Linked DNA regions of Mus musculus: regions 2, 3, 4 and 5 are each linked to region 1. A link is a loop called in an ENCODE intact Hi-C map of the cell type or tissue named here. Cell type or tissue: left cerebral cortex. All regions are shown on one strand. Links, peaks and the distances in the headings refer to the core of each region. The heading gives the core; the rest is flanking DNA.

What was found. Hi-C counts contacts between places; a loop is a spot of excess contacts. Peaks named below come from ENCODE experiments on the same cell type or tissue, not always from the same donor. Only the 100,000 strongest peaks of a DNase experiment are listed, where the experiment ranks them.
Region 2: a loop joins it to region 1, with 6 times the contacts of the local background. A loop is called at or near these places in 5 of 42 quality-filtered maps.
Region 3: it touches region 1 in a loop (5-fold over the local background); 7 of 42 quality-filtered maps call a loop at or near these places.
Region 4: a loop joins it to region 1, with 8 times the contacts of the local background. A loop is called at or near these places in 35 of 42 quality-filtered maps.
Region 5: it touches region 1 in a loop (2.8-fold over the local background); 2 of 42 quality-filtered maps call a loop at or near these places.

The regions. Positions count from the first base shown.
Region 1 is chr1:135,942,138-135,948,518 of GRCm38, forward strand. No RefSeq gene overlaps it. Among named protein-coding and RNA genes, the nearest start is that of Pkp1, 26 kb to the left of the region's middle. In left cerebral cortex, for the core only: CTCF peaks have their summits at 2,842 (motif pointing left) and 3,730 (motif pointing right); DNase peaks (open chromatin) are centred at 2,842, 3,764 and 4,376; H3K27ac peaks cover 833 bases.
Region 2 is chr1:135,844,092-135,850,472 of GRCm38, forward strand. Tnnt2 (troponin T2, cardiac) reads left to right here. Exons shown (of 15, transcript NM_001130181.2): 4 at 1,464-1,553; 5 at 1,807-1,842; 6 at 2,631-2,664; 7 at 3,618-3,681; 8 at 3,890-4,006; 9 at 4,720-4,797; 10 at 5,259-5,369; 11 at 6,288-6,296. Among named protein-coding and RNA genes, the nearest start is that of Tnnt2, 11 kb to the left of the region's middle. In left cerebral cortex, for the core only: CTCF peaks have their summits at 3,200 (motif pointing right) and 3,400 (motif pointing left); a DNase peak (open chromatin) is centred at 3,278.
Region 3 is chr1:135,716,723-135,723,103 of GRCm38, forward strand. It overlaps a transcript of Csrp1 not described here. Among named protein-coding and RNA genes, the nearest start is that of Csrp1, 9.3 kb to the right of the region's middle. In left cerebral cortex, for the core only: a CTCF peak has its summit at 2,934 (motif pointing right); a DNase peak (open chromatin) is centred at 2,950.
Region 4 is chr1:135,862,919-135,869,299 of GRCm38, forward strand. No RefSeq gene overlaps it. Among named protein-coding and RNA genes, the nearest start is that of Tnnt2, 30 kb to the left of the region's middle. In left cerebral cortex, for the core only: a CTCF peak has its summit at 2,807 (motif pointing right); a DNase peak (open chromatin) is centred at 2,819.
Region 5 is chr1:135,749,585-135,755,965 of GRCm38, forward strand. Csrp1 (cysteine and glycine-rich protein 1) reads left to right here. Exons shown (of 6, transcript NM_007791.6): 5 at 981-1,074; 6 at 1,460-2,645. The coding sequence ends at 1,536. Among named protein-coding and RNA genes, the nearest start is that of Phlda3, 13 kb to the right of the region's middle. In left cerebral cortex, for the core only: a CTCF peak has its summit at 3,542 (motif pointing left); a DNase peak (open chromatin) is centred at 3,582.

The sequences.
Region 1 (6,381 bases), core at 1,557-5,556:
ACTGCCGCACTACCCTTCCACAGAAAGTCAGGTCCTGGATCCATTGCTCCCAGGGAAAGTTGGGAGCTGTCATGGGCCAGTTGCAAAGAGGGGATCTGGGAGCACAAAGGGAGCTGTAGCCACCCCAGATGACAGGGTGTAAGCCACCAGCGGCTTGGGGAGGCAGGCTGGGAGCCGTGTCTCATCGCTTGGGAAGCCCAGTGCAAGCGCCGACAGCTCCCCTGACGCAGGCAATGTGTGTGTGTGTGTGTGTGGGTGTGTGTGGGTGCTACTGCCAGAGAAACAGCCACTCATACCTGGGAACACTTACTAGCCCCCACTATGGAACCTCCCCAGGCCAGGGAGGGGATGTTCAACAGTATACATGCCATATAACTGGTACATTTTTCCCCTGGAAGTCCAGGTCCTGTAAGACCCCAGCCTGGTCTCCTCCTGGGCAAGGGGTAGTCCTTCCTGGTTGTGTCAAATGAGGCCTCCCGGGTGACACCTCTCTGGGGGATGCCAGGTTTCGGGTAGGTCTACTAGCTACAGCCAATAGGAAACAAGCATGCCACACCTGTGTTATCTGGAACAGGTGAGATCGCCCCTACTCTGTCCTCCCTGAGCCAAACCCATCTTCTGCCCTCTCTGACCTCTCATAACTGCTGTGACGAGGCATAGATGGCCCTGCCATCTGCCCCCTTATGAGCTGTCCTGTAACTGTATGGCGTTCAGCCTTCCCGGTTCCTAGAAGGAGGCTATCATGATGCACCTACATGCCGCAGCCCACTGTTAAGGAAACGAAAGAGCTCATGGAGTCCCCAGCTCCTAGATGGAGGCCAACACTACCCATGTCCATAGTAAGACCCACCAGAGAAGGCACAAAAGGACTCAGAGGGATGCCCGGCTCCTGGGTTGCTCGGTGAGTTGGGCAGGACCTGCAATACTGCTAAGATGAGCAATGGGGACCAGAGCCTTCATCACTAAAAGTCAAACGCGGTTCCCAGCCGGAATCTGAAAACTCTCATCTCAGCCAAGCTGGGAACCTTTCCTTTCCTGGCACCAGGAACAGCACAGTAGTAAATGGAGAGAGACTAGGCTAGACCTCCAGGAGCCATCTTTGTATGTTCACACGGCACCCTCTTCTCTGTGGCATCCTGCCTCTGTCCATCACTGCCCCCCAGCTCCTGGGTCAACACACTTGACTCCCATTTGGAGACTGTGACTGGTCTTCACCAGGTGATGCTCGTGTCAGAGATGGCACAGGACACAGTGTGAGGGGTACCTGATTGCTCTATAGATCGGGATCTGCTCTCCAGCAAGAACATGAGTTGATTCTCTGTGCTGTAGCACAGCTTGGTGATGGGTCTCCAGACCCTACTTCGGATCTCCTCTCCAGCAAGAACATGAGTTGATTCTCTGTGCTGTAGCACAGCTTGGTGATGGGTCTCCAGACCCTACTTCATGGACCATGACTGTGCCCATGAGAGCTGAAGACTAGATGCAGACAGACCCTGGATGTGGACAGGCTCTGGCTGTATGTTCCTGGGACTGGAAGCGGGAGGTAGGGAAACAGGGACATGGGCCTGGGTTTCCTGGTTTGGGGGAAGGCCCATGAGGCAGGAGTTATCCATTGAGAACTGCCAGGGGTAGCACACTGGCTGGTTGGATGTAGTTCTGATTAGTGGAGCCTGGGACTAGGAAGGGCAAGGGAAGACAGGAGGTAGTAACCCAGCCCAAGGGGCTGCCCTGAGCTGGCATGGGCCCAGTTCCCTGCTGTGAGCCTGCAGCTCCTAGCTCAGCTGCTCCACAAGGGCAGCTGTGGCAGATCTCTCCCAGCCTCTCCCTTGGGCCCCTCCCTCACCAGCTTGTGCCCAGCCTGTGCCCCACATCTCAGGCACCTCACCCAGGACATCATGTCCTTGGAGTATGACAGAGCTGCTGGCAACTGAGACCGCGCCCTGAAATCTCTCTCCTTTCTCCTGGCCAGCCTCACCAGATTTCCCCAGGCTGAGACGGGCAAGGAGGGACGGGCTAACTCAACTCTGTCTTTCAGGGAAATGTCTTTTCTGGGAGCCCCGTGCCAGCTCCTAGCCAGAGCCCCTAGTTAAGCCTGGCTGTCTTCTCACTTTGCTTTCCAGCCATGTCCAGTGTCATCTTGTCCCTTGATTGGACTCTGAAGTCTCATCCAGGTCATCTGTGCCAAGGTTCTGAGGGAATCCCACTCTTACTGGGCCCCAGGAGGGTCCCTCCCTGACCCCCAGAAAGCTTCCCCCAAGCTCTGGGCCTTGAGGAGAAGGGATGGGGAGATGGTATGTATGATTTGGTCTACCGTCTTCTCCACACCATGTCCAGCAGGGGTAGAGAAGGAAGTCTGAAATCTGTCTGGGATCCCTGAGGGAAGGAAGCAGAAAGGAGGGATTTCAGAGGAGACTTTGGAGAACTAAGTAAAGGGATGGGGGTCGGGGGTGGCAGAGATCAAGAAAAGGAGATGGAGCCAGGCTGTCTCAGAGCCTGTCCTCTATCTGGTATTCAGTCCCTTCTGGTAGACACTCAGAACCAAGCTCCAACCTCCAGAAGACCCCAGAATGAGGAACTGCTCAGACAGAGGACTACAGAAGGCAAACGGGCAGGAACTGAGAAAGGAGACATCTTTCTCCAGACTGGAAACAGGACCCATGGGGACAGCATGCAATTCTCCCCAGAGAGGCTTATAGAGAACAAACAGCGATCTATTGGTACCCACAGCTCCAACCTTACCTCCATGTCGCTCCCCTATCTTAGGCTGTTCCCACATTTCCCCCCATCTGTCACTTTAAACAGCAAGACTCTCTCTATTCCAACTGTAAGTCCTATAGCACCCCCTGGTGGCATACCAGGAACAGCCTGTGATGGATGATAGTGTCCTAGGAAACCCAAGGCACCTCCTCCCAGCTTTGCCCACAGCCTCTGCCGTATCCTTCCTCTATTGTGGGGGGGTGGGGGGGGTCGTGATAATGCGGTCTGGTCTGGCAACTTTACACCAGCTTCAGAAAGCTCCTCCTTGATAGCAGAGAGCAGGTCCACACTGCCCGAAGCCTGCGCGGCCCCAGGATGAGGGATGGGGGTGAGCGGGCGTGGCATATGAGATTTAGAAGTAACAGTAGTACCTTGACAGAAAGGCAACTTTGATCCTCATGGAAACTCTAGAAAGATTCGCCTAGGACTTTCATTTTGCGATGAGGAACTGAGCGCAACAATGTTAACCAACTTGCCCAAGACAATGCGACCAGTTAGGACGGAGCCAGGATTAACCAAGGCATCCAGGGAGCCCTGAGCTAGAGGTGCCCGTAGAATGCATAGCCGCAAATCCAGAACTACCTTGGAGACGGAAGTCTATTCTGCCACTTACTCAGGCAAGGTCCTCTCTGAGCCTTATTTGTTCTCTGAGGGAATTAGACTACCCTGTCTCCATGACTGCCCTGAGATCAGGCCTAGATATAGACTTGGTAGGCTTAGGGACCAATTGCTGCCCCAGCTGTAGGCTGGTTGCAACCCCCACCCTCAATACCCACACAAGACTGAATGGGGTCCCAGGGTCTTAAGGAAAGCGAAACGACAGACTGTAGGTGAGTGCTCAGGGAAGCAGTCTTCTTGTTTCAGCTTCCCTCTTCCAGGAAGGTCCTCTAGCGTTTAGTTCCCTTGAAGCCTTGAAGCTGTAAGCTACCTTCAGAGCCTTTTCTCCCACCTGTGAAGCTACAGTTCCTTCTTGGTCACCAGAGGGCGCTCTTACCTACGGTCCCAAGGCTCTCCTCCAGGCTTGGCTCAGGACCCACTTTACTTCCTGTGTCTTATGGCCTCGTGGCCAGAACTGTCCTCCAAGGTGAAGACTGTCTCTGAGCCTCTTAATGGGACACGCAGCGGCTATTGTACCAAGTAGCATCTGAGGCTGCCTGGGGCATGCACACAAACTAACAAACTAACCAACAACAAACAAAAAACCTAAAACCTGAACAGCTGTGCGATTTCACCCCTTATTATTACCACTGAGTATTGATCTCACGCCTGTTTACCATTTTCCTGCCCCGTGTTGTCATCTCCTGAAGGCATGACTTTGTCACACAAAGGCTGCGAAGAGGTTGCTGCTGGGTGGTTCTCATGACCAATTCCAGCATGTCTTGGTGGCCACCAGATGCCTAGGAAGTGCCTGTTACAGGGCAGTAGGTAAGACCATGCCAGCTCTGGGCAGGAGGGCACATGCACAGGGAGACAGACATAAAACACTGGAGGAAGCCAGGCCCCGTCCCAGCACACCCACAGTGTCAGAAGTAGAGCCAGCAGGAAGGAACCATGTATAGGTTTAGTTCAGAGAAAACAACACAGATTGGGGTGGGAATTTGGCAACGTCTTAGGCGTTGTCTGTGGTCCTGGTGCTATAGAAGGGGGTTTCCATGGAGACAGGAGGCTCTGACTCACCTCCCAACATGATGGAATCTTCTGAGACCACAGCCGTTGACTAAGGATTGGGGCAGAAGGACAGGGTGGGTGGGTTGGCAGAGTGGGGACCTGCTGTATTTTTTTAAGGTCAATTATCCTTGTCTTCCAGCAAACTGAGGCTGGCTCCAAAGGATGCAAAACGCTTCCCATGGGTGCCTGTGTGGAGGTATGCTCTGCCTAGTGAGAGGCAGGAAGGGCTCTGTCTGTTTCTTCAAAGTGTTGTTTAAAGAAAGTTAGCATTCCCCTTAGTATGGAGCAGGAAGATGAACCGTGGTCCTCCACTACCTGTGAGCAGGCCTAAGGCTCCTGGCTTTTGCTTACATTAGGCCTCCTCCACAGCCAATAGGAAGAGTGATCTGGACACAGACTGGGAGAGTCCTCTTGACCCACATGTCCTACAAGGCTGTGCTCAGGTGTCACCTCCTTCAGGAAGCCTTCCTTGATTCCTTAATGTGAGTTAGATGTCCCATAGCTCTGCTGTGCTTATCTAAGCCACCACTGGCCCAATTGTCCTAAAGCTGCTTGGCCTCTGACCAGTGTGCCCTGAGGTTAGGGCCATCTAGGGTAGAGGCTAAAGTGCTCCCTTAACAACCAAATACAGTAAGTATTGTGTACCACTGCTCGAGGCAGTCTATAAAGTAAGAGGTCATTTGAGGGGCAGGCTTTGAGTCTGGGCAAACATCCACACGGCCAGAAGTGAGCCTGGCCTCTAAGTCTCCCTTAGTTTGTCAGAACTGTTGCCACCAGCATTTGCATGGATAGGGGAACACAGGGGGGCTGGGGGAGGCCCCAGTTCAACTCAAGAATACTCATCCTCAGCTCACAGTGGGATGGCAACACAGGGCCATCTCTAAGGGTCCCTAAGATTTAGTCTGAGGAGACTGGCCTGGCAAATGGCTGAGAAGTGCTTAGGTGATGGGTCTTTCAATATAACCCCCAGGTCAGATAAGAAGTTTTGGTATTTGGCGATTGACTTGCTCAAGGTGCCTTTTGTGTAACACTGAAAAGAGCTTCTAGGAGGCTGTCAGCGTTCATCCTTCAGAGACTGGTACCCTGCTGCTGAGAAGCCTGAATCCATCCTGCAGAAGCCCTCTTCTCTTTGATCCATGGTCCATGTAACCCCAAACACCAACATAGATCCACAGTAGGTTCAGTACCTGAGATCAGCTCTTCCACACTCATGGCCACTCTACAGCTACTCAGAAACTAACAGCATCCAGCCGACTGTGCGGTTTTGCATACCTTTGCAGTTCTGTGATGTGAATCTCAGTCCTGAACCATGCTAAGCAGACATTCCATCACTGCTCTGGACCCCGGCCCCTATATTTGATACCAGGTCTTGGTGCACAGCCTAGGCTAAGCTCAGATTTGCAGTCCTCCTGTAATTCTGGATGCGTGCCACCACAGCAGGCCAGCCACATGCTTTTTTCTAACAGCCATGACCAAAAGTCAGGGGTGGATGAGTTTAGGACTCTGAACAAAGCTAATGTCGAGGGGCCGTCTCGATGATGCAGTAGGGAGAGCTGCTTGCTAACAAGCCTGACAACCTGAGTTTGATCACTGGGACCCACATAGTAGAAGGAGAGAATCTACTCCCAGAAGTTGCTCTCTGACCTCAGTGGTAATGTTAGTCCAAGCACCCATAGTAACAGTACATGACAGCTCAAGGCCACTTGCACCCTGCACTCAACTTTCCTGTCACTGCACAATGAACTGCTAGGCCCCTTCTGGTTGAAAAGACACCTATAGGCAGTTGAAGAAGCCAAACAAGGGACCATTTGAAACCAGGACTGTGTCGCAGTACCCGATCCCTCTCTACCCATCGGAGACAACACCAACTTCTGTCTACCTGTGCCCCAGCTACACACCTCCATCCCAAGCAAGGGGTTTCTCGTGAACTTAATGGAAGATGCTGTTGGCATTTAG
Region 2 (6,381 bases), core at 1,612-5,611, 98 kb before region 1:
CCTAAGGCAAGGTTGGGCTCTGGGGACAGAAAAGGCCAGAAATAGCCAGAGCAGAAAGGACATGATGTCAGCTTTCAGATGTGTTCTGCTGAGAGGTGGGGTGAAGGTGGACTTGCTTCTTGGGGGTAACAGGAGGCGAGGGGAGACAGAATGGGGCTTAATTTTAGGACTGGCTTTCCTACAGTGATGTCCAGGGAGGCCTAAGTGTGACCTGTTCCTTGGGCTTCTAAATGACCACTGGGCCCATGGCACGTGGCACAGGAAAATGAAACTTAGGGTGAATGGGAGAAGAGGTGGCCTCAGGGTGGACCCCATAGCTGGCCACCTTCCTCTACTCTTATGCTACCTGACAAACCTCCTGGAGGGTTGAAAGAAGAGGCACCCCAGGACTTCAGTGGGGACCCAGTCCTAAGAAAGGAGGGCAGAGACGATGAGGCAGTGGGGGTGGAGGCCCTCTCTCCTCTGATGGTTCTTTCTGTCCTGAGGTGTTTCTTCTCCCTCTGCCAAGGGGCCACCACTTGTCAGTCTATCAATCACTGAATGTTACAAGCACTTCCGCCAAGCTGAGTCATGGTCTGGATGGCATCCTGTCTCCCTAATCTGTCTGTCCCTTCAGAATGTTGGGAGAGGCGGGGTCCATCCACATCCTGTCAAGCAAACGATGAAAATAGAAACTGCTGGCAACCTTCTGGGTAGCACATCTCTCTAACTATTGGACCTTTCATCCGCCCGCACAACCTCTGTTGGGTTTGGAAGAAGGACTTGAAGAGACACTGGATTCACAACAGACTTTCCCTAGCACCTCAGTTTAGTCAGGACCTGTCCTGTGGTGCCAGCACCTCTGGGGTGAACAGTTGGGGAAGACGATGGATTTCTGTCCCCAGGAAGGTCATGGGGGAAGCTAGTGCTAAACTGGACAGAAAGAGGCTAGACAGAACTTCACCCCAACTAGTCCCCAGCAGTGAGTCTTGATGTCCTGTCACTGGTGTTTCCCACCGCCACACCATTATATTTTATCTATGTATATAATGTGTTTCTACACTAGGGAAGACCCAGCTCAGATTTCCAAACTCTCAGGGAGCCAAATTTAGGGGTACTTACCAGTCAGATGGGACCCTTCTGTTGGATTTCACTTTACCTGCAAAGGAGCAGACAGGGAACTCTGGGGCACTGACTTACTTGGGGGGCGGTTGAGGCATGGATGAGAGTGTAGATGAGTGGGTGAGGTTATAGGAATCTTTGCTTGCAGAAGTAGTCCTGGGCTGGGCGTGGCTTTGTGCTCCAGTTTGAACCAGGAGCCAAACAGCATTCCTCTGTCATTTGGGTCTGTGGCTCCTATATCATGTGAGCCTGGATGTTACTGGCTCTGTTCTACCCTCCCGATGTGATCTCTGTTCTGGGGGTGCTTTCTGCACGTTAAGAGAGAGGGTCAGTTGGTCATGGTGTCTTTTTTACCTCTCCAGAGCAAGAGGAGGCAGTGGAGGAGGAGGAGGCTGGTGGGGCTGAACCTGAGCCTGAGGGTGAGGCTGAGACAGAGGAGGCCAACGTAGAAGGTACAGCCCAGGGTGAGGGGATGAGGGGCTAGGGGTGGTGTCTTAAGTCGTCCAACAGGTGCTTGCTAGCTTGTGTCCCTGTCTGGGCTCGGGGGATGCAGCAGTCTGCTTTCTGGGTGATGATTGTCAATACAGAGCTTCGTTTGTGGTTGACCCTACAAACCAGCAGAATATCCTGCCTGACCATGGGGAATGCTCTTGGGGGAATCTGAGTTGGAACAGGACCTCTGTTGATTGATCATGTTTTGTTTAGAGGTTGGTCCTGATGAAGAAGCCAAAGATGCTGAAGGTAAGTGATGCTGGCACAAGAGAACTCCTCATAGTAGCCTTGGGTGAGACTGTGTCCAGGGATTCCTGTGTAACCAGAGGGTGTACAGGAAAGGGTTGGAAGCCAGAATTTGGTGGTACTTGCTGGGCTTGGGAGGGTGGGACTCAAAACCTTTGTCTTCATCTCAGAGAAGTAGCCTTAGTGTCCAACAGGAGAGAGACCCAGTGTCTAGCCCCTGCTCTCAGAAGTAACAGTCACACCTGACACTCCTGGTACCCAGGCAATGCCAGTGAGGACTGATGTTTGGAGGAACGACTTCCAAGACATGCATGGTCCATACTGTGGCATCATGGTCCCTGTTAGGCTGCAGCCTCTGTCAGTTGTTTCCAGTCACACCTAAGGCAGGGGATAGCCAACCAGGCCTTGGAATTATGCCCACTAACTCCCTTGGCTCTGTGGCCAACAGGAAGTCCAAGGTACAAAACATTGGGCAGGCCTGAGAGGGGTTCTAGGCTCAGGGCCCCTGCAACCTTCCCACAGGACTGTGCATTACTACAAAATCTGAGAAGCAATCTTCCTAGCCTAGAACAGGCGAGTGTCCTGGGCCTATAAACACAGCCAGCCATTCTCTGCGACCTCACCTCCAGGTCACCTTCATGCTTGTTGGTGATTATGGAAGTCCAGATCTACTAGACCTGGGAGAGACTCCCTGTGCAGATGGGGAGACAGAGGCCCATAGGTGCCCAGCTCAGGGTGGAGGTGGCAATACTCAGGCTTTCTGACCCCATACCTCCATCTCTCTCCTCCAGAAGGTCCAGTAGAGGACACCAAACCCAAGCCCAGGTGAGTGAATGCACCTATCTATAGTAAGGCCCTGAAGGCAGAGGCCTGTGAGGGAGGGTGACCAGGAAGCGACAGGAGTGCATGTGTGCATGCGCAGGCAGGCTCTGTGGTTGGCTCAGACTTCCACCGGGAGTTGAACTGGTTGAACTACACCAAGGGAGGAATGGGAGCTGAACGTCGCCTTGACTTCACTACCAATTATTTATACTAATATGGACAGAGAGGTACATTCATCTACAGAGTGGGGAAGGGCTAGTCATGGCCTTGGACAGACACATTATCTATTCCATAGGATGACTTTCCTCTTTGCTGGGGTGGGACCGAGGAGAGAAGCGATGTAAACTTTAGGGAGCCAAGCAGTGAAATTATGTTATGTCCTAGGCACGACAGCTTCAGGGAACTGCAAAAGGGCAGAGCAGGGCAGCTTTATCTCATACCTGGAACCACATCTGGTGGCTGTGAGTGGGGCCATCAGGACAGGGAGCATTTCCTTCTTGGCAATGTTTATCCTGCCAGCAGATGGCGCTTTAGTACCCTACTGGCCTTTAGTGGCCCATGCTGATCATAGCTCTGTTAGTCCCCTGTGTGGGCTGCTTTGTGTATCCTGGAGCATCTTCTTTTAGCTAAAGGCGCACAAGCATATGAGGAAATCAAGGATCAGAGATCCACCTAGGGACGCCATCTTAGCTCCGCTCTTCTGTTTTCTAGCTGTGTAGTTTTAAGCCTTGGTTTTCCTAATGGAGGTCAGCACTGCCCCCTTCAGGGATCTAGTGAGAGGACAGATATGAAATTACCTCCGTGAATGTCTGAGCAAGTGAGGTAGACATTGGTGTGGACATTATGACAGAGGTGAACATTCCTGCAGGATAAAGTCCCCAGAGGCTCCAGGAACGCATAGTCCCTCATGTCCCCAGTTGCTCTGGTGACCCCTGACTCTCCATTCCTCTCTGCAGCAGGCTCTTCATGCCCAACTTGGTGCCACCCAAGATCCCCGATGGAGAGAGAGTGGACTTTGATGTGAGTGGTGGCTCTGGGTGGAGCGAGCCAGGCTGGGGTGGTGACCAGAGCTTTCATACAAGTGACAGAGTTCCTGATCTTGTGGGCTGCGAGCAGGCCGTTGTTGGCAGGATGGTTCAGGTTCAGGCGCTAAGCCAAGCCAGTACCTTTTGCATTGAGCCACCCATTTCATGGGCGCGGCAGGCTCTCAGGCAGGCTCTCCCCACAGGACATCCACAGGAAGCGCGTGGAGAAGGACCTGAATGAGCTACAGACTCTGATCGAGGCTCACTTCGAGAACAGGAAGAAGGAGGAAGAGGAGCTGATTTCCCTCAAAGACAGGATCGTATGTGCCACTCTGTCACAGTTTGCCCTGTCCCCCTTCCCCTGCAGCCCGCCTCAAGCTGCCAACCTGTTGGACACTGCTCTGCTTGGGCCCCTGCCACCTGCCTGTCACTGTGGGTGCTCCTTGCCAACAGGAACTGACCCTGATAAGTTCTGGCTCTCGCGGAGCCTAACTAGGCACCACTGGCTATAGACCACAGACGAGTCAAATGTCTGTGCTCTCCCTGTTCCTGACCCCATCAGTCAGAGCTGCCTCACTAACGTAGGGAGCATGGGATCAGCTTGTGGAATCCTAGATGATACTCAGAATTCCATTCTGAGAAGAGATTCTTTGATTCCTTGTTTTTCTGCACCTAACCACCCATTTTTCTCAACTGAGCATGCCAGTCATAAATCTCAGCGCAGAGTTGCTGCCAGGGCTGGGGCTGGGGCTGAGGCTGGGGCCAGAATATGGATATAGCCTTTGAGGGAGACAAGAGAAACCACTTGTCATTTCCTACAAAGTTGAGACAGCCTCTAGTGGGCTTTCAGGTGGCTGTCCTTACCTAGATGGGATACTCTTCTGGAGGTTCCATCTGCGATGGGCCACTTCCATCTGCACCCATGGGGCAGGCTGAGCACAAGCATTTGGAGGAGGGGCTACCTCTGGATTCCTGTACTGGATTCCTACCATTGCTCATGGGCACACACAGGAGTGTCTGCCTTTCTCCCTAGGAAAAGCGTCGGGCAGAGCGGGCCGAGCAGCAGCGTATTCGCAATGAGCGGGAGAAGGAAAGGCAGAACCGCCTGGCTGTGAGTGACCCTAGCCCGGCCACTGAGCCCTCGGTCCCATATCTCTTCACAGACATTGGTTCAAGTGGCAGCATTTATCACATCACATAAATCCATGTCATTGACCCAGTGTTGACATCGTACCAATGAACAGGACAGACAGACAGACCAGGGCCTCATGTCCATGATTTTAAGACCCTCTAGCCCCCATCCCTTCCCTAGTGCAGGCTACATGGAGACTGAGGGCCTCTCAGCCTGGGGGCATGGTGGGATTTTATAGACATGAATCAAGGCTTCATTAACTCATTCATACAACAATTCATCTATCCATTCAGTAGACTTCAGCATGCCCATCTTGTGCCAGAAGGTACCTCAAAGAGCTCCTCGTCCAGTGGGAAGAGAGCTGATCTCATTTGTAAGGAATACCCTCTTCATCCCCCACCCTTGCCATTGATCTATTCATTCCATCTCCATGACAACAGGAAGAGAGGGCCCGGCGTGAGGAGGAGGAGAACAGGAGGAAGGCTGAGGATGAGGCCCGGAAGAAGAAGGCTCTGTCCAACATGATGCACTTTGGAGGGTACATCCAGAAGGTAGGTGCAAAGCAGCATCGGGCACCAGGACACCCCAGTGTATCCTCAAGGCCGCCTTTGCTTGGATCCATGAAGAAATTCCCAACTGCTGTGGCTGAAGTCTAAGGTCTGCTCATGTCTAGCCCCTGAGCTGTCTATCAGCCTGACCATGGCTTCAGTAGGAGGGCTCTGCTGTGTGTGACAGTTAGAACACTAATATGTCTCCAAATTCTGGCTCCCCAAAGGGACAACTGGGAGAATCTTGGGTCCTGGAGTCCATGCTCTGGTCTGCAATAACCTCCTTTTTTTTCATGTGGCCTGGTACTGCTTGCCCTGTAGTTTCCAAGAGACAGATGAGCTAACACGTAAAACATAAAAAGAGTGTGCTGCACAGATGTTGGGTGGTTTGCTTGTGGCCAGTCAGTTCCTCACGCCTACTAGATATCTCCCTTTCAAGGCTGAGCTCTGATTGATTTCTTTCTACCTTTTTTTTTTTTTTTTTTTTTTTGAGACAGGGTCTCACTGTATAGCCCTGGCTGTCCTGGAACTCACTATGTAGATGAGACTTGCCTCAAACTCACAGAGATCCATTTAACCTCTGTCTCCTGAGTGCTGGGATAAAGGCATGGACTTGCCCAGCCAAGCCTGATTTTTTTTTTTTTTTGTATGCATGGAGGCATCAGAATATTTTGTTTTAGATAACCTAAGTCCCTACTTCTGCTGGTGTGTCTCTGTACTCGCAGTGACCATGCCAGGCAAACGCAATCCAAACCACACGGTCCTAAGCCCCAGACCTATGCTTGGCATAGCAGGTAGTCTCTGCTGAGCAGTGAATCACCTTCTTACTGTCTTCCTGTCTCCCATCCTGCTCCTCTCCATATCTCTGTGGCGGTCTTGGTCTTTCTCTCTGGGTCTTTCTCTCATGGTTTCCTGGTTTAGCAAGCTCAGGTGGGTACAAACCTCCAGTCCTCTTCCTCCTCACTGTAGCTTTAGAGAGCCCCCTGGGAGGGAGCACACCTTGTTCGAGGAGGAG
Region 3 (6,381 bases), core at 799-4,798, 230 kb before region 1:
GAACAAAGTCCCTCTGCCGTGCAGGGCAGGGGAGTTCGACCCCAAGAGCGGTGACAGTAGGGGTTTTTTAACAGCTAGCTGAGGAGTTAGGAGGAGTTGGGAGGAGTTGGGAAGAGTTGGGAGGAGTTGGGAAGAGTTCTTCTCTTCCTGGTGTCCTTGGTGAAATTTACAAGGCAGGAGTGGGGAGTGAGTTCTTTCTGAATTTTTATCTCCATGTCCTCGGCACAGGAAGGTGGGCATCTCTGGTTGTAAAGTATAGAAACAAAAAGGCTTTTTGCTGGCTATAGAGAACAAAGAGCTTCTTTCTGGCTGTATTTTTAGAGATCAGGGAAAACAAGCTTAGGGAACATCCAGGGGCTTTACCTTCTAGGGAGAAATGCTCTAAGTCGGGGTCCCACAAGGCCAGCCTGGTCTACAGAGTGAGTTCCAGGACAGCCAGGGCTACACAGAGAAACCCTGTCTCAAAAACCAAAACCAGCCAACCAAACAACAACGAACCCCCCCCCTCAAAAAAAAAAAACCACCAAGTAAATCTTGGCTGAATATTTGATGTAAAGAATACTCAGATACTCATGAATACTTTTCAGAGTTGGTTAATGTTTATATTTTCTAGCTCACAATGCTGAGAACTCCACTTCTCAGAAATACACAGTACAAGGCAGCAGACGAATGCATTTTAAAGATGGTTGGAAATTCTGTTCTAACTCCCAGTCAAAATCTATTGAGCACCTTTTAGCAAAACTCAAGCCAGCAATCTAACCAGCAGTTTTAAAAGTCTGACACAAGCAGGGCAGTGGTGGTGCATGCCTTTAATCTCAGCACCTGGGAGGCAGAGGCAGGCGGATTTCTGAGTCTGAGGTCAGCCTGGTCTACAGAGTTGAGTTCCAGGGCAATCATGGCTACACAGAGAAACCCTGTCTTGAAAAACCAGAAAAGAAAAAGTTCAACACAGTACAATGCAAAAATACACTACCTGAAACGTACACGTTGAGTCTTGACATTTCAGTAGTGTGTACAGTAAACACGTAGAAATTCATAACATGGGTGTGGAATCTGAGCCAACCTGTCTCAGGCAGCGTGAGAGATGGCTGTGTTCAGGACCTGGGCTGCAGTGAAGGCACAGTTAGATTGTGGTTATGTATTCAGAAAACTATTAACTGTTGCCAATAGCTTTTACCACCTGTACAGGGTCAGGAACCGAGTTAAGAAGCTGGGTCCTAGCTCATGAATTTCCAGAGGCAACAGCTACAAAGTAACATCTTACTACCTGCAAATTGTATTTTAAAAAATGGTTGCCAAACTTGAGCTCTGCCAGCTCTTCCAAGAAGTCAACTTTCTGTCTCATTTGCTTGGAATGCTGGAAGGTTTCTGAAGGTCTCAAAGCTCGAGGACACCCACAGGCCAACCCAAGGTAGAAAATCCCTCACTGAGACTCTTCTAGGTGATTCCAGTTTGTGTCAACACAGGGGTTCTGGGTAATAGCACTAGCTGAGGTCCCAGCCATGGGAGCAAGGAAGTCCTCATGACCTCATGACAGTTCCAACCACCTATCACCTGATTTTTATAACTGTTTACAACTAGTTACAATCTATGAGACACTCTGAGAAGGAGTATGGAGCAGATTTCAAGAAAGCCTCAGAAACACGGTAGACAGCAATAAAAAGCTGTTACTTTAAAAAATATATGTTATTTTATGTTTAAATCAGCTGTGTGTATATCTGTGTACCAGGCACCCACCTGAAGAGGCTAGAAGGTGTCATTGGATGTCCTGGAACTCCAGATATGGTTATGAGCTGCTGTATGGATGCTGGGATTTGAACTCAGAACCTTTGAAAGAGCAGCCAGTGCTCTTAACCACTGAGCCATCCCTCTAGCCCTGAAGTTATTGTCTTTAAACTATTAAGCTTCGTATGGCTTGGGACCTAGCAACAGATAATCAAAACATGCCATCTCCACATGCCACAAGCCTAACCATACATCCTTCATCCTCCTCCGTCTTTGGAAAGGAAGCCTAGGACTCTGCGTGCTAGGGAAATGTTCTACCATTGACACACACACAGGCCATCAAACTATCCTTTCTAGGCCAGCTCCTAGGCCTGTCTCCCCTCCCCTGCCTTACCCACACTGGGATTCCTGGTGTTCTTCTCCTCTCCACAGGTGAGAAAATAAATACCTCTTCCCAATCATTCTGCCGAGGCGAGTGTCCAACTGCCAGTAAGCACTAAGCAGATAGTAGCTCATTCTTTAAAAATAAGACAAATTATCAATATATTTAAAAGCCTTAATGGGCAGTGGTGGCGCACGCCTTTAATCCTAGCACTTGGGAGGTAGAGGCAGGCAGATTTCTGAGTTCAAGGCCAGCCTGGTCTACAGAGTGAGTTCCAGGACAGCCAGGGCTACACAGAGAAACCCTGTCTCAAAAAAAAACAAAACAAAAACACTAGAAGGCTTATTTGTGCACAGAAAGCAATCTTGCATAAGATTCGTCATTTTGAAGATAAACAGATGCCCAATATTTGAGTGGAAAGGAAAGGCCAGACATGGTGGCACATGCCTTTGATCCCAGGACTCCAGGACAGCCAGGGCTATGTAGAGAGATCTCGGCTCAGAATAAAAAGTGTGGAGGATGAGAAGGAAGACAGATACTATATGACAGAATTGTAAAAAGATTTTGGGAATGGGGAGCCTTTTTTACTTTTTTCTTTTCTTTTCTTTGGGGGGGGGCAGGTCTTTTTGCATAGTTCTGACTGTCCTGAAACTCACTATGTAGACCAGATTGGTTGGCTTCAAACTCTCCAAAATATGCCACCATGCCCAGCCAAGGGGGTAGGCTCAATAAAGATATATAAGATATAAATTTGGGGTTTCTTAGGGTGTGTGGCCAGTTGGACAGGAAAGGGTGAGGCTACGTGTCCTTTTTTAATTCACCAGAAGGTGGCGATCTTACTCCAGGTCCTTGCAAACTCTGGCTTCACTTCCGTTGCCACAGTCCGGAAACCCAAGGGAAACACCTGCACCAGATGAAGCCCCGCCCCAATCTTTCCAACCCCCCAAGCGACCAAGGAGAGTTAAATTCCTGCTTTCCAGAAGCTTCCAGGCTAGCAAACGCCATGCTTCTTGAGTTTGCCTTCCCGGTGAATGGGTTCTGCAAGAGTCATCCGGTTCTTTTTACTCCAGAGCTCAACAAGTACCACCAAGTCAACTCCTATAGAGCAGAAATCTGGGTCTTTTTTTAAAGTCCATTTCAGCACTAAGTACATAAGCCAGGTGACCCTGGAGCAGTGTGGGGAGGGGCACCCTCGACCAAAGAATCAAGATTACAAAGCCAGAAGGAACGAAGGAGAGGGCCGATGACTGGGACTGGCCTACCCAGAAGGGACAAGATGGAGGAGAGAAAAGGCCTCAAGGAAAGGCGTTATCCTGCTGAGCCTGTGACTCACCCTGTGGCCTAGGTCTCCCTGGACAGAGCAGGTCAGTCTCAACACTAAGTAAGTTCACAGACTCCCTGTCCCCGGCTTTGCCCTCCCTCCCAGGCCCTCCTGTCTCCCCTCCCACACCTACTTAGAGAGCCAAGCCTCAGCCTTGCCTATTTTGGACAGAGGCTGTCCAGGGAGTGAGAGGGCCTTGCTGTGCGTGGCTATCAGATCCCTTGGGCCCAGGAAGTGGAGGTCGAAGAGGAGAGGAAGTGGGCACTTAAAAAGCTATCCGGACTGTTTCCCAGTGTCCTTGAGAACCCAACCCGGAGCCATTTCTGTGGACTTCAGCATCACCTCTCCCCTGGAACAGTTTTTGCTCCTTATAGTGTGAACTCCGGCTTTTCCTTCAGACCTGGGTCTTTGGTCGGGCTTCTCTGGGTCAGCATTTTATTTTATTTTTTTCCACCTGGATTCCCCCTTTCTTGTCTCTAACCACCAAGTGTAACTTTCCATTGATTACATGTGGCCTTTTCTGGCCTTTCTGCTCAATATTGCTGTGGTCTTGGTACCACTGGAAAATCTGTGTGCTGGAAGTTTGAAAGGGGCTGGGACTTTTACCAAGTGAAAGCTAGTGGGACTCACTGAGTTATAATTGCCCTCTGGAAGGGATTCATGTGGGCCATGGGTGGGTTTGGTGGCTTAAGTTGTTATAAAAGAACAAGCTTTGAGTTTGAGGCTAGCCTTGTCTACATAGCAAGTAGATATGGATCCTACACATTTAGACCCTAGCTTAAAAAGCCAACCAACCAACCAACCAACCAACCAACCAACCGCCCTATCATAGCCTCTGCCTCTCTGCTCCTCTCTTGCTGAGTGGCCTCTCTCTCATGTACAGCGACTCCTGCCATGAGATACCGGTTACTGTGAGGCTTTTACCAGAAGCCACCCTGGTGCTGACACAGCATAAGAAGGCTGGTAATCTGAGCCATGGAGGAGCCCCTTACCTTGGAATCTAGGCTGAAGCTCTGGTCAGCTAAGAGCCTGAGCAGAGAACATTGCTGTGGCAGGATCTGGCACAGAGACAAAAATCATCTCATACAGAGAAGCTGCATCAAAACCGCAGCAAGTCATCCTTAAGGCCAGAGACCGTGTGTCCCTCCGGTGCCTATGGCCTTACCCTTTCCACAGATAATTACTTGCAGGGAGTCACAAATCAGACTAAATCTTAGTTACAGTAAAAGCATCTTTACCTGCCCAGTGACCCAGTGACCCTGTGACCCTGTGACCCTGTGACCTGGTGCATAGGAAGAACCCTATGATCTCATCTTAGTTTCTTAGCAACTTCAGAAGCTGCCAGAAACAGTACATGTGGCTACTGTAAAAACATCTCAGTGCGACTCTCTTTGAGAAAGCGTAGTTTACCACGTGTGTCTTCTCTGGCACCCTTCCTTCTATTGGCCTGTTTTGAAATCTGTTAAAAAAATATCTTCTTGACAGACTTCAGTTCTGCTTCATCCTGGCTCCTCCTGGGATTCTTTTCTGTGGCAAAACCGATGATCCAGAATTACCTGAATAGAAGTCCCTAAAAGAGGAGGGGCTGCCTCAGCCTGCTGCTGGAAGTTCTGGGCCTTATCTCTTGTATTGCTACTGATAGTTCCACGCTTTTGGATATCCAGAGCTAAGAGCTAGAGAAACCTCTTTTCCTTATAAAGCATCCAGACTCAGATATTTTGTTATAGCAACAGAATATGGATAAAGATAGCTAACAGGCTCAGCAAAGCTTGTAAATCCTGAGAGATTCTAGGAATCTTCCTTGGGAAACACAAACACAGAGGCTGAGGAATACAGGTCCGAAATGTTGGGCCCCAGCCCACACCTCCCCGCTGCCTTGATTTATCCCAGCATAAAATAGATTATTATGGTAGAATAGTGCCAGAGCCGAGAACAGTGTGTGTGTGTGTGTGTGTGTGTGTGTGTGTGTGTGTGTGTGTGTGTTTGCACGAGTGTGTGAGTATATGTATTTGTGTGTGGGACAGGTGTGAATATGTACATGTGCATGTATGCGGGCACTTATGTGGAGGCCAGAGGTCAGTGTTAGGTGTTTTTCTCTATCAGTTTCTGCATTATTTTTTGGGAAGTGGCCTCCCAATGAACCTGAAGCTCATCCAGCTTCAGGTTCCTGCAGCTAGACAGACTGCAGTAAGCTCTGAGGAAGCACTGTCCCTGACTTCCCCTCCCCAGTGCTGGGGTTTCCAGTGCACACCAACACATTCCACTTCCACATAGGCTCTAGAGATCCAAACCCAGGGTCTTGTCTTTCAGTGACAAGCACTCTATCCCCCGTGTCATGTCCCCAGTCACTAGAACCTTAAACATCACCTACGTGTGTCAGGTGACCTACTCATGTTCCCAGAGGCCCGTCCGTGGTGGCTCACCATGGATGCGACACAATAAACCTTACACGTGCCCAAGAACATCCGCTTCTTGTCATGAGTAATCCCGGCACTTTGGAGGTGAAGGCGGGAGAATCAGGAGTTCAGGACCAACCTTAGCCATGTGTGTCACAGCTCATGTGTGTGTCACAGCTCATGTATGTATTACAGCTCGTGTGTGTGGGGGGGGGGTAGGGGCTGTAGGGGGACACCTTCCAGAAATGGCTCCTCTGTTTCTGCCATATGGATTCCAGGGTTTAAATTCAGGTCCACAAGCCCTGGTGGCAAGTTCCTCTATCTTTTGAACTGTTTTGTTGGCTCAAAAACATAACTTAAAAATTATATTTTTATTCATACAAACAAAGTAAAGGAGGATGGAGACGTTAAGCAAACTTTTTATAATAAAACAAAAAGCTTTAAGGCCATGGGAAGGTGTTGGGGTCCCCTCTCCACTGCCAGGCCTGCCTTGCTGGGGACTTTGAGAATGTAGTGGTGGTTTGGCCTCTTGTTTTATGCAGGAGGAGAGCTGGTAG
Region 4 (6,381 bases), core at 900-4,899, 80 kb before region 1:
TCCTTCGGGGATTGACTGGGAGCTTGCTATTCAAAGGGTGGTCCTCTGATGATGGCTTGGTGAGAGTTTTAATCCCTGAAAAGACAGAGTCTGGGGACATGTGTTAGATGGTACCAAAGGACCGGTGATAGAGACAGCATCTCAAATTCCATACGTAACAGAGAAGGCTGTGTGCCTGACGTTCAAAGCCTACTCCTATATGAGCTTGTGTACGTGGCCGGCAAAGGGCTGGACATGCCGAGAGCCCTCTTACAAGTCCTGCCTCTGACACAGTCTTAGCAGAGGCAGATCCATTGTTGTGTCCTGATTTGCCATGGTATGTTCCGGAGGCTTTGGTTTAGGATATGAAACCTCTCTCCACATGCAAGCTTAAACAGTCTGAGGTTGTAGCCCAAACTGGCTCTTTGGCCAGTGTTCTGTTAAAAAGTGTTCTGCAGAGGCTCGTGGGGAGGCTGTGTGTTGTCTCTCTTTCGATGTTATCTGCCCAGACAATATCTCAGGACATTAAAGTTTCTGAAAATCTCAAGTGAAGAAAATGACTTCCCTCATTGTTCAGAGCTTCCAAAATGTTGACCTTGTCACTGAGCATCCCTGAGCCTGTGCCAATGACATCAGGACACTTTAATTCCTTTACTCCCACGCCCACACACCAATGGCTAAGGTTCTTGTTGGAGGTGTTTTGAACTCTGACAGACCCTTGCACTCATCTCCCAGGAGGGTTAGTAGTATTTGAGGGAGGTCAACACACACACACACACACACACACACACACACACATCTCCATTTCTCTTTTATTTTGAATCTCAACTGTTCTGCATTCCGGCGAGTACTCCAGCCTGTGTTGATGTTGGAGTCTCTGCTGCAGGAGATAAGACTGCTTCTATGGACTGACGGCCATTGGAAAGGAAGGTGTGGTCCATCCCGAAGGAGCATGGTTCACACGGGGGAAATTCCATTTGCCTTGCCCACCTGGAAAGTATGTAGTGACAGGGATTTCTAGCCAACCCCTGGACTGGCTTTTGCTGACTTTGTGGTTGGATGTGAGGTGGAACTGGCAGGGTTGGTTCTGATAGCCTGACTCATGGCTTCTGGAACCACCACCCCCCCCCGCCACTAGCAGCTTGGTTGAGGAGGCTGGGCCAGGGAAGTTCTGGGAACCTGCAAGAACGCAATACTGAGAGCGTTTCTCTCCCTAGCCAGTGAGATGGGGCCAAAGTCTGGGGTTTGCAGACATTCTGGGGATCATGGGGTCTGTGGCGACAGGAGACCCAGGACTGACACTCTGAGATCATAAGGCATTGACATAATCTGGCAGCACCGAGGGACCTTGGGAACTCCCCTTATTTTGGTAGCAAGGAAATTATTGAAGTTTCCAAGACTGGGCAACGACTGTGGTGATCCATCTCCTGATGGCTACACAGAGATGACATTTGTGTGCCACCCGGGACTCTTCCCTGTTATATTCATAACAACAGGAGAATAAACATATCCGAAAGCAGAATTCATGAAGTCTGGGTAATCCCATTTCTAAATAGCAACATCTATCACACGTTTTGTCTTTTCCTCTCCATTAGCTTCTATGGAGGCTGCCAATGAAGGCTGAAGGAGCTTGATGGTGTCCTCAAAAGCGACCCTCAGTGACTGAAGGTGTCACTCAGCGGCAGAGGCTTTACCCAGCATGCAAGAGGCCTGGGTTCTATCCTGAGCTTCACAAGAGGGGAGGGAGGGAGGCAAGGGGTGATTGATTAATTAATTGATTGGTTGATTGAGTGAATGAGTGAAGGAGGGAGAGAGATTTTCACATGAATTTCTAAGGAATGGGGTCCTGGACCTACCCCCACTTGTTGGTTCTGGCCCTGAATTGCATTGCACACTAGAAATGGATGCTCCAAACCTCAGCTTTCCCAGCCCCACTTGATACCTGTAGATCGAATCTTTTGCATCTTCCTTTATTCAATGCTCCAGATCTTAAGAGAAAGGATGTCAGCTTGAGGTTTACTCAGAGAAGGTGACCGTGACAACGAGGAACATGGACCACAACTTTAAGGGATGGCTGAACTCAGAGGCACAGAATGGCTGCCTTAGAGAAGGAAGTGAGACCGACTCTCCATGGCCGCTGTGGTGACAGACAAGGGCAGCTGGAGATGTCATAGGAGCAGGGCATTTCGGGCAATCAGCACATGTTGTGGTCTCTTCCCTGTAGAGCTGAGAGTTGGAAGCTGGCTATGAGAGACAGCTGAAATGGAGGAGATCTTTATGGTCAACATGTATGAAGGGAGTTAGGAAGGCTTTTGAGATCAGTTTGCTGGGCAAGGCTGTGAATCTACATTCAGCCATCTTCAGCTCACAGAGTGCTGAGCCCACCATCTGGGATGGACTCTAGGCTAGTGTTGAGACACTAGGGATGAGTAGGTCATCATCCCACAGGCACAAGGCAGGGTACCACACGGGCCTCGGAGTTTTATAAACAAACATGAAGGCCTCCTAGACAGCGTGGCAGTCAGCTCTCAGAGGATGAATAGGGTTTTATGGTTAGAGAACAGACTGAGAAAGGATGCATCAGGCCTCAGAAACAACAGAGACAGTGGGATTGAATCCATGCTACCCTTGAGGAGATGCCGTCATAGGAGAAGCCCAGGGATAGAAAGAAGAGAACCAGGAGACAAGACAGAGGCTGGCCTGAGAGCCAAAGAGTTGGCAGATGTTTCCCAAAAGGTGGAGGGTGCAGTTAGCGTTACTACACATCAGTTTCCCAGAGGCACATTCAGTGGCCTTGAATTGGTGTGGGAGTGAGGTCAGCCAGGAGGTGGCAGCATCGAGCAAGGAACGGGCCAGGCTTGCCGATCCCTGGCAGTGGTTAGCACTGTGTGGAGATGAGAAGACTTGCTACCGGAATGGGAAAGGGAGGATGAAAGATGAGGCCAGAATCACTAGTTTGGGAGAATGGGCGTGTATCGACTGCAATCAGCCTTCATCTCTTAAAGGCAAACAAACCCAAACCACCTGTGGTTCAGGCTAGTTTTGAATTTTGTGGGGCTCTGAGTCACAGCACGTGCGTGCGTGCGTGCGTACTTACCAGGTGAGCATTCTCCTCTCCGATCTCCGTTTCCCTTGAACAGGCAGCAGCAATAGATACTGGCCAGGCCATCTGCTAAAGATCCAGACCGCCTCCTCTGCCTCCGCACACCCGCATCTCTCCCTCCATTTCAACCTGTGTTTTTAAAACCACCCATAAGCAGGTGGGAACTGACATGGTGTGTTTATGGCGTCCCTTGCACCAGCCTCCAGAGACCCTCTTTACCCCACCCACCTTACTAAGAGGTAGACTAGCCGCCAGCAGAGGCTATTCGGTCTGCAGGCCTTAGCCTTAGATGACCCTAGGGATGGGCTATGTAAGCCCATCTCTAATCTCCAAGCCTGGATTCTCAGGTACCCAGAATATTTGGAAGGGAGTCCACCCATCACCAGCTGCCGATTGTGATCAGCCTGGAGATGTCTACACATTGGTCTTGGAGATGAGGTGTGCTGCTATTCTGGAGCCTTTATTTCAATATCGAAAACACATCATCTCCTGTCTGCACACGACACCATGACTGTCCCTTCTGCTGTAATCACCAATAGACATCCCAGGACACCCCTCTCATTTCCCCGAGTTTAGTTTTAGATCTACCATCACTTTCTCTCAATACTTGCTCTGCTCCAAAGATTTTCTTATCGTTGTTGCCTGATCCTTCCGCCATCTTGTTTTCTCGGTCCCCAGTCTCTCCCAGAGCTTAATTGGTCCAGTCACTCCCATAGTTGTCTGAGACTGTTAACCACAATTTCTCTGTATTTTCAATTTGAAGCAGTGCACTTTGGGGCCGTTACTTTGTAATGTACAGCTCAAGCGTCCTCATGTGCTCTGTGCACCCTCTCACCTTAATTTTAATTATTTGTTATTATTAACGTATGTGCTCAAGCATGTGCATGTCACGTATGAGTGTGGAAGACAGGGGACAAGTCTTGGGAGCCGGTTCTCTCCCTCCACTGTGGGTCCAGGCTGTCAGGATTGTGTGGTGAGCTCTTTTACCCACCGAGCGTCTTGCTGGTCCGTTAGCTGAATCTCAAACACTGCTCAGCCTTCGCATGCTTTATTTTCCTTTAATCAGATTAAAGCTCACTGTCTGTCACATCCCTTTTCTTTTGTCCTTGGCTTGCTTCATTGTCCCTGCCCAGAACATCCCTGATTGCTCTGTCCTTGCTCTACCCTGTCACCTAGGTGGCAGCAAAATGGGGAGACAGTGATGCTCATTGGAGCTTAAGTTCATGACCGTGAGGGAGCTCCTTCTCGTTCATGGCTTCTCCCTTTTTCCAGATACTAATGTGTCCCCATTATCCTCCCCCTGGGTCTCGATTAGGCTTCGTGTCTCATCAAGAACGTGGAAACGACACAGAGAGAAGAGGCTGAAAATTCTTACCACATCAGCTCCCACCACATTAGCCTACCCTTGTGCCTGTGACTGCCGATGACTGGCTAGCCACAGCTGTCATTTGGATCCCAGATCCTAACCTCTCTCATTCTCACAAAGACCTCTCATTCCAACAGTATTTTCTCTCAGACCAATAACTGCTCCGCATCCCCAAAAAGCCTCACAGAAAGGCCCTTATTAACACCATATCCACTGCCCCATAGCACCTATTTTTTTGTTATTGATTTTTAAAAATTTTTGTTTAATCTTTTTTTACAGTTCAGATTTTATCCCCCTCATGGCCACCCTCTGACTATTTCACATCCCAAACCTCCTCCCCATCCCCCCCCCCATCTCCATGAGGATGTCTCCACTCCCACCCCACTAGACCTCCCCACTCCCTGGTGCTCCAAGGGTTAGGTGCATCTTCTCTGATTGAGGACAGACCTGGCAGTCCTCTGCTATGTATGTGTTGGGGGCCTCAAATCAAATCAGCTGGTTTATGCTGCCTGGTTGGTGTCTGAGAGATCTCAGGGATCCTGGTTAGTTGAAACTGCTGGTCCTCCTACAGGGTTATCCTTCTCCTCAGCTTTTTCCAGCTTTTCCCTAATTCAACCACAGGGGTCAGCAGCTTCTGTCCATTGGTTGGGTGCAAATATCTACACCTGACTCTTTCAGCTGCTTGCTGGGCCTTTTGAGGGCAATCATGATAGGTGCCTTTTTGTGAGCACACCATAGCCTTAGTAATAGTGTCAGGCCTTGGGGCCTCCCCTTGAGCTGGATCCCACTTTGGGCCTGTCACTGGACCGCCTTTTCCTCAGGCTCTTCTCCATTTTTGTCCCTGCAGTTCTTTCAGACAGGAACAATTATGGGTCAGAGTTTTTGATTGTGGGCTGGTAACCCAGTCCCTCACTTGATGCCCTGTCTTTCTGCTGGAGGTGGACTCTACAAATTCCCTCTACCCACTGTAGGGCATTTCATCTAAAGTACCTCCCTTTGAGTCACCTCCAAGGCCTCTGGTACATTCTGGAGGGCCCCCTCCTACCCCCAGGGTTGCCTATTTCTACAATCTTCCTGCCTCAGTTTCTCAAGTGCTGGGAGTACAGGCAAATACTATCACACTCAGTTTTATGCATTGCTATGGACTGCACTCAGGATCTTGTTCATGTTAGGTAAACCCCCTACCAACTAAGCTATATCTCCTGCCACTGTAAAATTTCTTAAAGGCTGACTCACAGAGAGACAGTAGTAGCATGTTAGAAGCATAAGGTATGGGGTTCGCTGTTGATCCCCCACAGGAGGTTCCTCAAGATGGCCAACCTATCTCTCCGTGACGTACACACACGCTGACCCAGCAGCTGTCTGCAGGATGACTAGTGAGGGTGGAGAAGACATGCTGGGGTCACGGAGACATTCCTTGCCTTGAAGCCCTTGGCTCATTAGCTCTCTATCCTAACCAACCCAACCAGCCAGCTCTGGGCTAGATGATGCATGTGGTAGTTCCTGGCATCTAATAGCTAGTCTGTGAATCAGAACTCTTATTTTCCTGCAAGTCTGCACAGCAACCACCCCTCATAGGATGTGCAATCCTGTGCTGTCTCGGGCTCTGTGAACCCTGATTCGCTGCGGCTTTGACAGTGAGCAGTACAATTGCCTCTTCCATAGTCTTCCTTATCATGTTCTGATATCAGGACTGGGGAGGCCTGGGTCTGGCCCAGGCTTGGTTCTTCTGTAAACTTCCTAGGTGACAGAGCTGGTCACTTTCTCTCAGTTTTTTCTTTTCCAGCTATTGACTGGAATGTGATGCTCTGAGCTCTGCCTGGGTTACTAAGGTGAAGTGCAGATCCAAATAGAAAACAATGCCCCAAGGATCTGAAAGAGAAAGGGTCATTGTGTGGCTCTTCAAAGAGGAAGACTGTTGCCCAATATCTGT
Region 5 (6,381 bases), core at 1,497-5,496, 190 kb before region 1:
TTACATGGGGTACACTGGGGAACTCACTGGCCTTACATGGGGTTGTTTTGTTGTCCCAGCTGAATGTGGCCAGCCTCTTCCACCTACACACCACCCCGCATGTCCAGATGTGGCTGATGGGAGTTGGTTATTGAGTTGTGTTGTTGATGTGTAGCTGTGTGTGTGTGTAGCATGCACGCATGCATGTGGGTGCATGTGAATGCCATACAGACTCGAGTCCTGCCTCTCTTGAGAAACTCTTTGCCCTGTGCTGCTTTAGGGCACCTCTTGGAATCCCAAAGGGCCTTCTGTGGCTTTCTATTGAGTTCAGTACACTGTAGACAGACCTAGTCTCCTTTCAAAAACCATACAGATTTGACTCAGGGCTTCCTCCATGCCTGGCCCCATGCGAGCACTTGACTCTGCGGAAGCCATTTAATTCTGACGGCTGCCTAGGCACCAAGTGCTAGAACCTCAGAGGCTGGGCTAGTTCAGGAAAATAACAGTGATGGTTGCCTGCTCTGTGGTTGTGTACCAGTCATCTTAGTATGAAATCCTCACATCCACTCTGCAAGATAAACAGAGACAGATAAATGTCTCCTGCGAGGACATTGAGTGGGGGCAACCATTCAAGTAGCATGTGACAGAGCCAAGATAAATCCAGAGCTATACCAGTTTCACAGGCAGAATGGTGTGGTGAAGGCTTGCCTGCCCGCCTGTGGGGGTTGCAGCTACCCAAATGAGATGTAACCCTCTTCTGTGGTGCAGCTGGGACCAGTGAGCAGGGAGCCATGGTAACACGTCACATCCATGGCGGCACATTACTAGTGTGCACTTGGTGCCTGGCCTGCTCCCTCTGTGTCTGGGCCACACTCCCCTAGCATCCCTGCTACCCCAACCTGACTTGCAAAATGCCTGTCCATGATGGCATCTAATGGTGGGCTGGTCCCCTAGTCGCTGGCAGTGGTGTTAACCATTTCCCCATTTCCTTTCTTATCTAGTCCTGGCATAAGTCCTGCTTCCGATGTGCCAAGTGTGGCAAAGGCCTTGAGTCGACCACCCTGGCAGACAAGGATGGTGAGATCTACTGTAAAGGTGGGTAGCTCCACTTCTCTCTGAAGATCTGAAGGCTGGAGGAGGCTGGAGACCAAGCGACTATGCTGTCGCTAAATGAACCAGCCCTCTTGCCTTCCAATCCAAGGGAGAATGAGACTTGGCCAGAATCAGATGGAACACGGGCCAGGGATGAGAGTGGAGCCTAGGATCTTAATACCCGTCTAGTGACCGAAAGACAGCAAACGATTTACTCCCTCATTGAAATAAAGGGGACACGGTTCTCCTCACTATTGAGGCTAGGAGCACGATGGAGACGGGGAGGTGGGCACTGATGGACTGTCCTCCAGAGACCAGGCACAAGGAGTGGTGGGTGGAGTTACTCTGAGGACAGGAGTACATCCTTACCCTTCTCTCCTCTCTGCAGGATGCTATGCCAAAAACTTTGGGCCCAAAGGTTTTGGCTTTGGACAGGGAGCTGGAGCCTTGGTTCACTCAGAGTGAGGCTGCCACCGCCTGCGCACCCTGCTTACTCCTAAGCTTTTCATCAGCGGTCCATTCCCAAGCCTTGGACACCTCCGAGCTCCTCTCCCTCACTCAGCCCCGCTGCACATCACTAATGCCTTGGACTTGGGTATCTGGCTTTTTGTGGCTCAGGGATCTGCCTGAGCTCCTTCCCCACGAAGGGTTTCCTCCTGCCTGGCATTTGATACCATTACCTTTAGGAGACATCTGTCTAGTCGCCCCTTTCCAGAGACCAGGTCCCTTTCCCCACACCTTACCCTCCTCTGTTTCTAGGCTGAATGTCCACTCTCTACTGGCCAGGACACCTGAGCCCACATCTTTGGAGACCAATAGAGCAAAGCAGGAGACCTGGGGCAGGGAGGCAGGACCAGAATTGGCCTAGGGAGGGTTATGGTTTTTGGGTCCCAGAGAGTCTCCTCTGAGTAGGCGGCTGAGTTCTTGGTGTATCTCAGTCTGGGAAGTCTCCATGAGAGGCAGGGAGGTGCAGATAGGATTGTGGGCCATCGGAAGGAGCTCTTTCTCTGGCCCTTGCCTTTGAATGTGGAAATAGTATCTTTTCACTTAGGAATGGAGAACAAGCCAGTTCAGAGGACCCCAAAGTCTAGAGATTGCCTGACCTCCTTAGGCATCAAGTTCCCAGTTTGATGGGCAAGGGAGATCCTAATGAATACCTTGACCAAGTATTTGCATTTATCAGTGGTCCAGATCTTGGAGTGGCCAATTCTAGTTCTAACCTTGGGCCAGGTGGCTGAAATAGACAGTTTCTGTTACAGCATAGCCCAGGGTAGAGCTGTGTTCTAGCCACTCCTGAGGGTTCCTCTGAACCCCAAGTCCTCACTCCCCTCCAACCCAGACTCAGACCCTTCTTTCTTCACCCTACCTTTCTCTAGTAACCTTCACTACCTTGCCCACCCCATCCAGGCCCCAAGGTCAGGAGCGGGGGGGGGGGGGGCGAGGGAGGGGAAGGGCCGGGCCTTGATGCTCCCCGGAACTGAGGGGACAAGGCTGTACAGCTGTTTGCTGCAAGGGCTGTAGGCATGGGCTGTTGAAGCTGATTTATCATCTGATCAATAAAGCAATTTAGAACTGAACTCTGCTTTCCTGTCTGTCTATGGGGGCCCGGCCACACCCTGGAGTCAGCGCTGGATCAGACCAGAACAATCTCAGCAAGGCCTAGTAGAAATGAACCAAAAAGAACCACTCTGGAACTTTCTATGGAATGTTTACTTTTTAGTATCGATTCTAAGGGAACCAAATGACCAAAGACCATGGCCTCACCCTGTTTGCCCACCCCAGGATGTGGGAATTTTGTGGACTTGGCTTTTGAAAGGCTCAATTTGGTCCCAACAATATGTTCAACACTTCAGCTTTTGGAAAGCCCCCTGTACAGAGAAACTCAGCCAGAGGAACGTCCTGTATCAACTCCAGAAGTCTCACTTCTTGGAAAAGTGTGTGTGTGTGTGTGTGTGTGTGTGTGTGTGTGTGTGTGTGTGTGTGTGTGTGTGACATTGGGGGGAGGCAAAAAGCTGTCTGTTTTTCTCTTAGGGCCCAACAACCAGGTACACGGAAGACCAGGCGTGGGAAATAGGCTTGTCTGAAGGGTTGTAGTGTTGTTCATCGTACCCAGAGCTAGGCTGTACCAGTCCATGAAAATGTGCCCACACTGAGTTTTTCAAAGCAGTGAGTAGAGTTTAAACTCTACTTGTATTAGCTAAAGGATCAGGCCAGCAGTGCTCCTCATCAGACCTACCTACACCACAGTGCAAGGCAACACCTGCCCAACAGCTGGAGATCTAAGAGTGCTAGCCCTAAGTGGCGCAGACAGCTCCCAAACAGGTCTCAAGACCCACAGGAAGTTCTCAGGGACACAAATGGATTCTCCTACCCTGGGCGGGACCCACAGAGTACCAGGATTCGTGCCTTTGGGGTCCAGAGGTGGAGACAGGCTGCCCTCTGCTGGCCATGCAGGCAGGTCTCGGCCCAGCACAGTGCTATCAGGCAGGCCCTGGTACTGCGAGGACCTTGGGAAGTCGCAGGGATCTATCTGCAGGCGCCGAGCTTGCTCTGTACCTTTAGACACCAGATGGCGCTGTGGGGTCAAGGCCAAAGACAGCCACTCCATTTTTTCTTTTTCTTTTTCTTTTTCTTTTTCTTTTTCTTTTTCTTTTTCTTTTTCTTTTTCTTTTTCTTTTTCTTTTTCTTTTTCTTTTTCTTTTTCTTTTTCTTTTTCTTTTTCTTTTTCTTTTCCTTTTCCTTTTCCTTTTCCTTTTTCTTTTTCTTTTTCTTTTTCTTTTTCCTCTTCCTCTTCCTCTTTCTTTCCTTTCCTTTCCTTTCCTTTTCTTTTTCTTTTTTATTTCATTTTATTTTCGTTAGCTACTCCTTTTCTGCTGTGGGTGTTGACGACCCTGTGCTTCTGCGAGGGCATCTAATCTTCCCGGAAGGAGGTGTGCTCTAATACTGACCTATGCCATACCAAACCACGAGAATGACCCAAAGGAGAGAAGCAGACAGAATCTTCCTTTTTCCACTTAAGTGAAACCTCCACATGGTCCAAGATGCCCTTAGGGGAAAGAATGGCATGAAGGACGCCCAGTTGCGCGAGTGCCCTGGACCTTTAGGGTGTGGTGGAGGAAAGCTGCCTGTTCTGATGGAAGGAGGGGTTAGCTCCATCAGTCTTCCTTCAAGACCACAGTCTGGGTCATCTAAAAAGGTGGCTTCCATGGGGAGTCAGACTGCAACGATGAAGGCGAATGCATTTGGAGATGGAGGCAGGAAGAAAATTGAGTTCAAAGCCAATTTTGCTACAGAATAATTTTGTTACAAAAGGTGTGTGTGTGTGTGTGTGTGATTTATGTGATTTGCTATCAGGTGTTTGAGTAATCCCCAAATCAAGAGTACATGCTTTGTGAAAAACAGAAACCCAATGAAGGAACAGTCCCCAGCATCCTTAGACCCTGGTGACGGTGAGGGTAGTTTGAGAAACTGAGCAAATCATTGAGAACCAATCATTGGGTGGTTCTAACTCCTTCCTCCAGTTCCTGGTCCTGCCTTCAAACACACACACACACACCTGTTATGAGAACCATTGCGGAGGTGTGGAGGGGTGCTTTTAAAATAGATCCCAGATCCACCCTATAGATTCTGATCAGGTTGGGATGGGGCATGGGAAACTGTATTTGAAAACTGTGTTTGCCTGAGATGACACTCATAGTCAGCCCAGGCTGGGGCACGTGGAGGTTACGCCAGCCTTGCCAGCCTTGCCAGCCTTGCAGCAGGGGAGCCCTCTCCCCTGTAGCTCACTTGCTTTAGGACTCATTACAGGAACCTCTGGAGCTGTCTCCCACCAGTTGTTATGACGGGAGAGGACTGACCTGAACTTTTTGTTTCTGTTCTCCACAGTCCGTGAGACCAGGTCTAGACTTCTCCCACCTGACAGCCCTCAAAGCTTTGAAAACAGCTGCCCTCCAGTCTGACTGGGCTCCTCTTTAACCCCATCCCCAGAGAGGTACCGGATGGATGCCTTGAGGGTCCTTTTTATTAGTTGAAGAAGAAAGAGGAGTTTTCAATATAGCTCTGTGGTAGAGCACTTAGCTAGCATGTGTGAGACCTTGGATTCACTCCCCAGAAGAAGAACTGGGCTGGGGGCACACCTAGGCATTTGAAGTACTTGGATGTGTCAAGGCAGAGCCATTCTGGAAAAGGCCTATAGACTCTCTTGAGCTAGACTTCCTTAATGGTGTCTCTTTCTTTTGGGTAGTTTGGAAACATAAACTTGTCATTTCTGGCTTATTCTAAGACTATTCAAAGATCAAAGACCTTCAATGACCTTTTGAGATGGAGTCAACTCATTTATGAATGACCAAACTAAAACCAGGAACCAGGGGACAATTTGGAAACCAGTTCAAGGTCAAATGGCAGAACAGGATCTGCATAGAACCCCCTGGCCCAGGACTTATCCCTATACTGCAGTACTGTCTATAGAGAAGATGGCCTGTGTTGGGAGGTGGAAGGGTGGCCTTAGAGCAGAGAGCTAGAACTATAGTGACTGTTAGTGTTTATGAAGCCTAATTTGGATGCCGTCTTATCTGGTGCATGTGCAAGCACTTGGAGTCGAGTGTGATACCCTGCCTTATAGAAGAGGAAAGTGAGAGTCAGTGCATTTTTAAATGACTTACTCAAAGTCTCTGGCAAGTGGTGAAGCCAGGATTGGAACCAGCTGTGTAACTTTGGGCCAGCCTCCTCCCCTCTGGGTGTCAGCGCCTCGTTTGTGAAATGAAAACGTTGGCCTAAATTAGTGCCGGGGAAGTACTTCCCAGGCTCTGATGTGCATACACATCTCCTGGGGAATCTTGTAAAACACAGATTCGAGTTCAGTAGTTTTGGGTGGGGCCTGAGACCGGATGTCTCTCACAAGCTCCCAGGGGAAGGTGGTGCTGATGTTGCGGATCCAGAGACCACACCGGAGCAGCCAGGCTCCAGGGGATCCACCCAGCTCTGATGTTCTTTGTTTATGAGCTTAGGAAGACTCGCCCCAAAGGCCTTGAAAATTCAGGAAGTAGATTATCCTGACTGAAGATCTTAGTGGGCACTTTCCATGTCTGGACAAGCCCTTGTGCCTAGTCTGAAGTATCTGCTCCTGACCCTTCTATACTGCCACTCTGTTGACCTTGGACTGACATCTGCAGAGTGTTCAAGGGCTTAGGTTAGTGCCCGGACACTTACTGTCCCCTATAATAGGTATAAAGAGGAGTACCCAAGATCTTGGGGCCACCCACCATCCCATAGTCTTTTTAGGATTCTTCATAAATACCTACCAGTCTGCTG